Regions from separate parts of the Homo sapiens genome. Here region 2 is linked to region 1. Evidence: chromatin contacts called from ENCODE Hi-C or POLR2A ChIA-PET data. All regions are on one chromosome and are shown on one strand. The core of a region is the stretch at or near the end of the contact, and the rest is flanking DNA. Distances in the headings are between cores, read along the strand shown. Region 1 holds the start of FBN2 (fibrillin 2). Region 2 holds the start of ADAMTS19-AS1 (ADAMTS19 antisense RNA 1).

Region 1 (3,104 bases), core at 213-2,712:
ACACACACCCTCCTATACATATTCAACATTTTCCCCTTTAAACTAAGGTTTTCTAGGCTTGAATAAACCAGACACTGCTCTTTTGTACTGTTTCGCAAACTGTGCTTGGATGGTCTCTCCTTGTTTTCAGGAGTGTTTGATTTTTAAATTGTGATATTCCACTAAATGAGAAATGACCAGGACTTCACAGAGATTTCATGAAAGGAGGGCCACAAAGGAAGAACCCAGAGCAGGCCGGTGAGAGGCACTCTAAGAGGTACAGAGGGTTGCACCAATTGCTAGGATTTAATCAATCAGAAGGGGTCCAAGCCAGGAAGCAAGGGCATGCCCCGAGCCTCATTTACCCGCCTTGTCACCACCCTGCCCGCTAGTACATTTCAGAGTCTCTAACCCCTCCCTGCATGCAAGCCCAGGCAGAGTCCTGCCAGGTTTCACACCAGAGCACACCCCTGCACGGACTCCCCAGGACCGCGGCGCCGGCTGGCTGCCTCGGCCCCCCGCGGCCGCGTGAGCTCCCTCTTGGTGGTGGAGGGCGCATTTCAATCTGGAAACTCCCAGCCCCTAATTTGGTCCCGCAGACTGACGCCGCTCCCGGTGGGGCGGTGGGGGTAGGAGGGCAAAGGGGAGGTCTCCTCCTTCTTGGATTGAGGCTGCAACCAACAGCCCCGTGAGCCTCTATTCCTGGCTGACTGCGAATCCCCCCATCCCAGGTCAGGGGCCGGGACCCTACAGAAAGACCCGTTCTCATCCTCAACCTTGCGGCCTCTGTCCGGCGGGGAAGTTCAGCTGCGGGTCAGTTCAGCTGCGGGTCCGGCCAAGCCTGGCGCGCTTAGGCACCCTAGTCCCTGGTCCGCGGCCGGGCGAGGACGGAGGGGGAGGGGAAGGGGCTGCTGCCTCCTTTCCCAAATCCGGTCCCTAATCGCCCCATCCCCCGCCGTCTACTCGCTTTGTACAGGCAGTCAAAACAGAGCTAGCGGCCAATTGACGGGGACGGGAAGCAAAGCCGCCTAGCGCCTCGCCCCCTCCAGCCGGCCCCCCGGGCCCCTCCTCTCGGCGCCCGGACCTTGGCCCTCCCTCTCCTTTCCCACTTCTCTCTTTGCCCTAACTTCGCCCCCATCCCCCGCTCATTTCCTCTCGCACCCGGGCTCGCCAATCCCTCTTTCCAAGTCCCTCTTCCAGCCCGGCCTTCCTCTCGGGTTCGCCCCCCTTCTCCCCAATCTCCGTCCTCTTCCCTCCCTTCGCCCTCCCCCCCTTCCTTCCTCTTCCCCTCACCCAACCCTGGTTCCCCTCGTTCCTCAGTCCCGATCTCTCCCTTACTCTGTCCCCGCCCACTCTGCGCCGGCCTCTCAGTCCGGGTTGAGCCCCACGTGTGGACGGCCGCGCCCCCACTGACAGCCGCCGCCCGCCGGCCCGCCCCGCGCCCCGCCGGGCCTCTAAAACCCCCGCGCCGCGCCCTCCACCGCCGCATCTTCTCCAGCGCCCAGCCTCCCGCCCTCTCTCTTGCTGGCCGCACGCCCCGGCCCCGCGCACCTCCGCCCGGCTCCGCAGCCGCTACCCGCGCTTCGTTGCCCTGTGGGACTCCGAGCGAGCCCGGAGGGAACCCTCCTCTTCTTCTGGGGGCGACTTTTGTTTGCTTGCCTGTTTCTTTCTGGTGACTTTTGCAGCTTTCCAATATCCGTCTTCGGAGCGCACGGGAATCCGCCGAGCTCTGCGTGCAGGCCCTTTTTTCTTTTGAGGTTCACATTTTTTGAAATTTTACGCCAGGGCTTTTGTAATTTCCTCCCCCGCCCGCTGACGGTCCTGGAGTCGCTCGGGGCTTTAGGCCGGTTATGCAACGTGTACCGCTCGGGGCTGCCGGCTGCACCTCCGCCGCGCCTCGCCGCTCACTGCGCTAGACCCGGCGCCCCGCGTCTCGCTTCGCGGGCAGTCAGGGGGCCGGCGCTCTGTCGAGGTCTCCAGCTAGAGCAGGGAGCCCGAGCCCGAGGGAGTCCCCGGAGCCGACGAAGGGCTTATTAGACCCTGACTCTTTTCTGAGGCGCGCAGATTTTGTCTTTGATCACTCCCTCTCCGCGGGTCTACGGCCGCGCGCTTTCGGCGCCGGCGATGGGGAGAAGACGGAGGCTGTGTCTCCAGCTCTACTTCCTGTGGCTGGGCTGTGTGGTGCTCTGGGCGCAGGGCACGGCCGGCCAGCCTCAGCCTCCTCCGCCCAAGCCGCCCCGGCCCCAGCCGCCGCCGCAACAGGTTCGGTCCGCTACAGCAGGCTCTGAAGGCGGGTTTCTAGCGCCCGAGTATCGCGAGGAGGGTGCCGCAGTGGCCAGCCGCGTCCGCCGGCGAGGACAGCAGGACGTGCTCCGAGGGTAAGTGGGCAAGCGGCTCCGCACCTAGGGCTCCGGCTTGGGGGAGGGGGGAATCCTCAGTTTGGCGGCTTTCTGGCCCACTCCGTCCCAGACCCTTTAGCTGGAGCCTAGAGCTGCAGCCCCCTTTGCCAGAATATCCAAAGACCCCCAGGAGCGCGTCCCCCTTTTCCTTCCCAACCCCGCAGCTCAGCGGGCGGAAAGCCCTCTCTCCGGGGGTTGGGCGGCGGGTGGTTAGGGGGTCCAGGGGTGCCGATCGCAGAGCGTGTGCAGAGCTCGCGCTGCGGGAACAGGTTCTGAATGTCCGGCGGCAGGCGGGCCTGGGTCCGCCTGCTGCAGGGGCCAGAGAAGCCTGCTTGCTCCCCACGTCGGGGCCGCCGCTCGTGAGCCTTTTGTTTGAGGACGTGTGCAGGGTTCACAGCTCACCTTCTCATCGTCAACCCGAGCGCTCCACCTTGCGACGCGCTTTCCTTGACACGTCGGGGCCAAAGTAACAGTTGACCAAGGAGGAATGGATTTGGGAAGGAGGGCAAGGATTCTTTGGAACGGAATGGTCCCTTTGTTCTCTGCATCTGGAAGCTAGAATAGTAGCAAATTATATGTTTCCATGCCTCTTTTCGCCCTTTAAAAAGGCAGGCAAGGGACGACAGATGAAAGGCAGTGTTTAGACATTTCTGACCCTCCTGCATTCCAGCATCTAGCTCTTTTGCTTCCACGTCTGCCTCCCGATCTCCAATAATTTGAAGTGTA
Region 2 (3,261 bases), core at 153-2,652, 920 kb before region 1:
GAGCGCTTAGTTTGGAAAACTCTGGAGAACAGAAAGAAGTTGAGCCATTGGGAAGAAGTTACGAAAAGGCAGAGTTTCACGCAGTTTTGAAAGACACATAACCATCTGGAAGGAGAAGGCCATTTATCCACCCAATTAAACTTCCGATTTACACAACTGCCCTGGAGATGTTCCATGGGAGGCAAACGATGTAGACACCTGGGGGTGCAGTCTAGGGCCAAGCTCAAAAGGAGCACACTGAAAGGGGAGAAGGTGCATGCAAATCATCCTGACCTATGGGCAAGGAGAGGAGCAGCAGGGGAAAATGGAGAGCTAGGGAAAGAAGGCGCTTACCAGGCCACCTCCACAGGTGCTGAAAGAAGCCAGCGAGCCAGGGTGCCGCAGCACAGCTCCGGTGTAGAAGCAGCCTGCGTCTGGTGGCGCGGGAGGTTGCGGGGCGGATGCTGCCCCCGTGGGGCCGGGGCCGGGATTTGGCCGCTGTTCCACTGCGAAGCGCGGCGCCAGGAAGCGGCCGTCTCTCCGGAGCAGCAGGTACAGGTCCCGAGAGAAGGCCGGGATCCGCAGCAACACTTCGTCGCCATCCGGCTCGGCATGCTGGGCCGGGGGCGGGGACGGGGGCGGCTGCGGGGGAGGCGGCGGCTGCCACGAGGCCGGGGCGCCCGGGGACAAGGCGGCAGCCCCGCTGGATCCCCGCGGCAGCTCCTGCGACTCGAGCTCCTCGTCCTCCTCACCCTCCGACGGCGGCGGGGGCCGGAGCCGGGACTCTGATCGGCCCTCCACGGGCTCCTCCAAAGGCACCGGAGCCACAGAGCGCACCTCGCGTGAGCTGCCGGCAGCCTGCGCCCGGGCGCTTCCGCCGCCCCCAACGCCGCGCACCCAGCCCGGGTCCGCGCTGCCCCCGCTGCCGCCAGCCGGGTCCACCGGCTCCCGGCGCCAGAGCGCAGGAAACACGACTTCCCACTCCTCGCGGTCGGGGGCGAACTGCAGCTCTGCGGGCGGGGCAGACAGAAGTGCGGGGCTTAAAGTGCCGCGGTTCCAGTAGCACAAACATTTCCAAGCTCACAGTCCATAGATACAGGGCGCTCGCGTTGAATGCAATGGAGACCACCCGTCTAGACCCTGAAACTCTGCAACCCCAGAAGCCTTGCGATCAGATTACAGACCCCAGCATTTTCAGAGTAAAAGTACGATTATATTAGGGGCGGGGGAGGGGGAATCAAAGTTTGGTGACCGCACTTCATTGTTGAAAAGAAAACCGATGCAAAGACTCCAGCACGAGTAAACGATTTCTGAAGTGTATGCTAGAGCAGAGCGTTGCTATCAACTTAGGTACGTTCTAATTTTCCTCCAGGTGCTGTAAACGTACCTTTGCAAATATTATTGCTCTAATTAGAAGGAAACTATTCCACATACGGTTAAAACGAGGCCGGCAGAAGTGTGCTTCATTTCCGAACTTGACCCCTTAACCTGCACCTCAAGCTCATTTTTATTGCTACCCACTGAGCCCTGCTCTCCACGCACCGGTTGCACCAGCCCTGCCGACCCGTACGTTCGCGGTCTCCGCTGGGATGGCTGGAAAGGAAGCGAGAAAGTCACGGAAGAACTTACCTGAAACGATCCCATTCGACAGGAACCCCAGCTGGTAAAGGAGGCAGCAGCAGCAGATGTGAGTCAGGCGCATCTCGCGGTTCTTCCCCATACTGCGCTCCCGCGGCCGCGGCTTCTCGCCCGGCGCACGCCTCCAGCGCGATCCACTCCGGGGCGCAGCGGCCTCCCCGGAGCGCTAGGAGGCCGGGCGGCGAATTTGCCCAGGCCCTTTGTCTGCCGGGGGAGGGGGTGTTGGGGTGGGGGGGTAGGCTGTGTGACTCCGGGAGGCCGCCGAAGCCCTGGCGGGGGTGGGGTGGGGTCGGGTTGGGGGAGGAGCGGGGGAGGCAGCCCCGCGGCCCCGCAGCCCTCGAGCTCCCTGGCGAATTAGGAGATGAGTCTATTTTCTGTGTTCTGGACGCTGCAGGAGTTTCCGAGGCCGAGCAGGCTAGTGCTGGAGCCCCACAAGACAGACCCACAGCCAGCCGAGAGCCGGGAGTGCTGCCTCTGGACAGGCAGAGGACTGCCCGGCGCGGGCAGGAGAGCTGTGGTGTCCGAGCCGAGGCTCGCCGCCTGCACCCGCGCGGAACGGGCGGAGGCTGGTGTCACAGTCTCAGCAACTTGGTGTGCCAAGCTCCGCACACTCCTCACGCTCCTTAGGACGCACCGCTGAAGGCTCTCACCCGCAGCGGCGCGGGAGGGAATGAGTAGGGAGATGGGAAGACACGACTAGAGAGGTGGGTTGTAGAGCAGAAAAGAATCAAGCACATCTGACCAGAAAAAGGGACCAAGGGGTGCCCGCCAAGCGTGACTTTGCGGGACAAAGGTCCCAGAACACCGTGCACGTGCTCAAACGCCGGTTGGGATGGGGTGGGGACCCAAAATCCCTCACCTGACTATTGATTGGCCACTCGGGAAGGCCTGATTTGCATCCATCCCCTGCCCCCGTGTGCAGGTAGAGGTGCCTCCCCCTTCCCATCCCACTCCTCAATCCAGCGCCTCTTTTTGTCAAATTCGCACATCACACAAGGCAAAAATTAGTGCAGACTTGACCACAAAACTGAGGCCTCATTTATCAAAGGCCTTTGATTTGTCTTCCCATCTTTTTCGGAATTTTCTAAGCCCGGAGATAATGTAATTCGTCATGGAATATGCTTTAAAGTTTCCCAGGACAGTAGGCACCCTTAGGTTTCAGAGCCTCTTTTCCTTCCTTGTCTTTCTAGCTCCCCATTCATCAGTACTATCAGTTTCTCTCCTTCCCCTACCCCACCCCATTACACACACACACACACACACACACACACACACACACACACGAGTCCTAAAAGGAGTAAGAGTAAGGGAATCAACATTAAACATTATATTCTAAAGATCTCAGACCAGGTGAGATTATTTTGTCTTCTGTACTTTTTACTTGTACATAAAAAAATATGTTTTTGCTGTTTCTGTCCTCTTTGGGGCAATTCAACCCCATATATTTTTTTTTCCTTTGTTGCAATTCTCTTCATGGTACCTACTCCCCTTTCCACAACTCTCCCTCAGCCACATCAAAGCGTTCACATCCGATTTAAGGATGATTGATCTGAACTGCCATTTGCATCCTCTGGACTAGGCCAGACACCTAGAAATGATAATTAATGCAAATCAGTTTTTTTTTTTTTTAATTCCAGAACTGAG

The links. Hi-C counts contacts between places; a loop is a spot of excess contacts on that map. ChIA-PET counts read pairs that join two places held with the same protein, here RNA polymerase II (POLR2A).
Region 2: a loop to region 1 is called in a map with no recorded cell type, with 5 times the contacts of the local background. The contact joins the promoter of ADAMTS19-AS1 here to the promoter of FBN2 in region 1. A Hi-C loop is called at or near these places in 1 of 37 single-sample maps with no recorded cell type. POLR2A ChIA-PET finds 5 or more read pairs at or near these places in 1 of 52 experiments (WTC11).

What each region holds. Positions count from the first base shown.
Region 1 is chr5:128,536,603-128,539,706 of GRCh38, reverse strand. It overlaps FBN2 (fibrillin 2), which reads left to right and starts at 1,462. Exons shown (of 65, transcript NM_001999.4): 1 at 1,462-2,357. The coding sequence starts at 2,104. RefSeq lists enhancers at 636-1,136, 2,862-3,104.
Region 2 is chr5:129,458,830-129,462,090 of GRCh38, reverse strand. It overlaps ADAMTS19-AS1 (ADAMTS19 antisense RNA 1), which reads left to right and starts at 1,402. Exons shown (of 2, transcript NR_125748.1): 1 at 1,402-1,666; 2 at 2,012-2,532. ADAMTS19 (ADAM metallopeptidase with thrombospondin type 1 motif 19) reads right to left here and starts at 1,793. Exons shown (of 23, transcript NM_133638.6): 1 at 1,609-1,793; 2 at 334-989. The coding sequence starts at 1,699. RefSeq lists an enhancer at 1,872-2,834.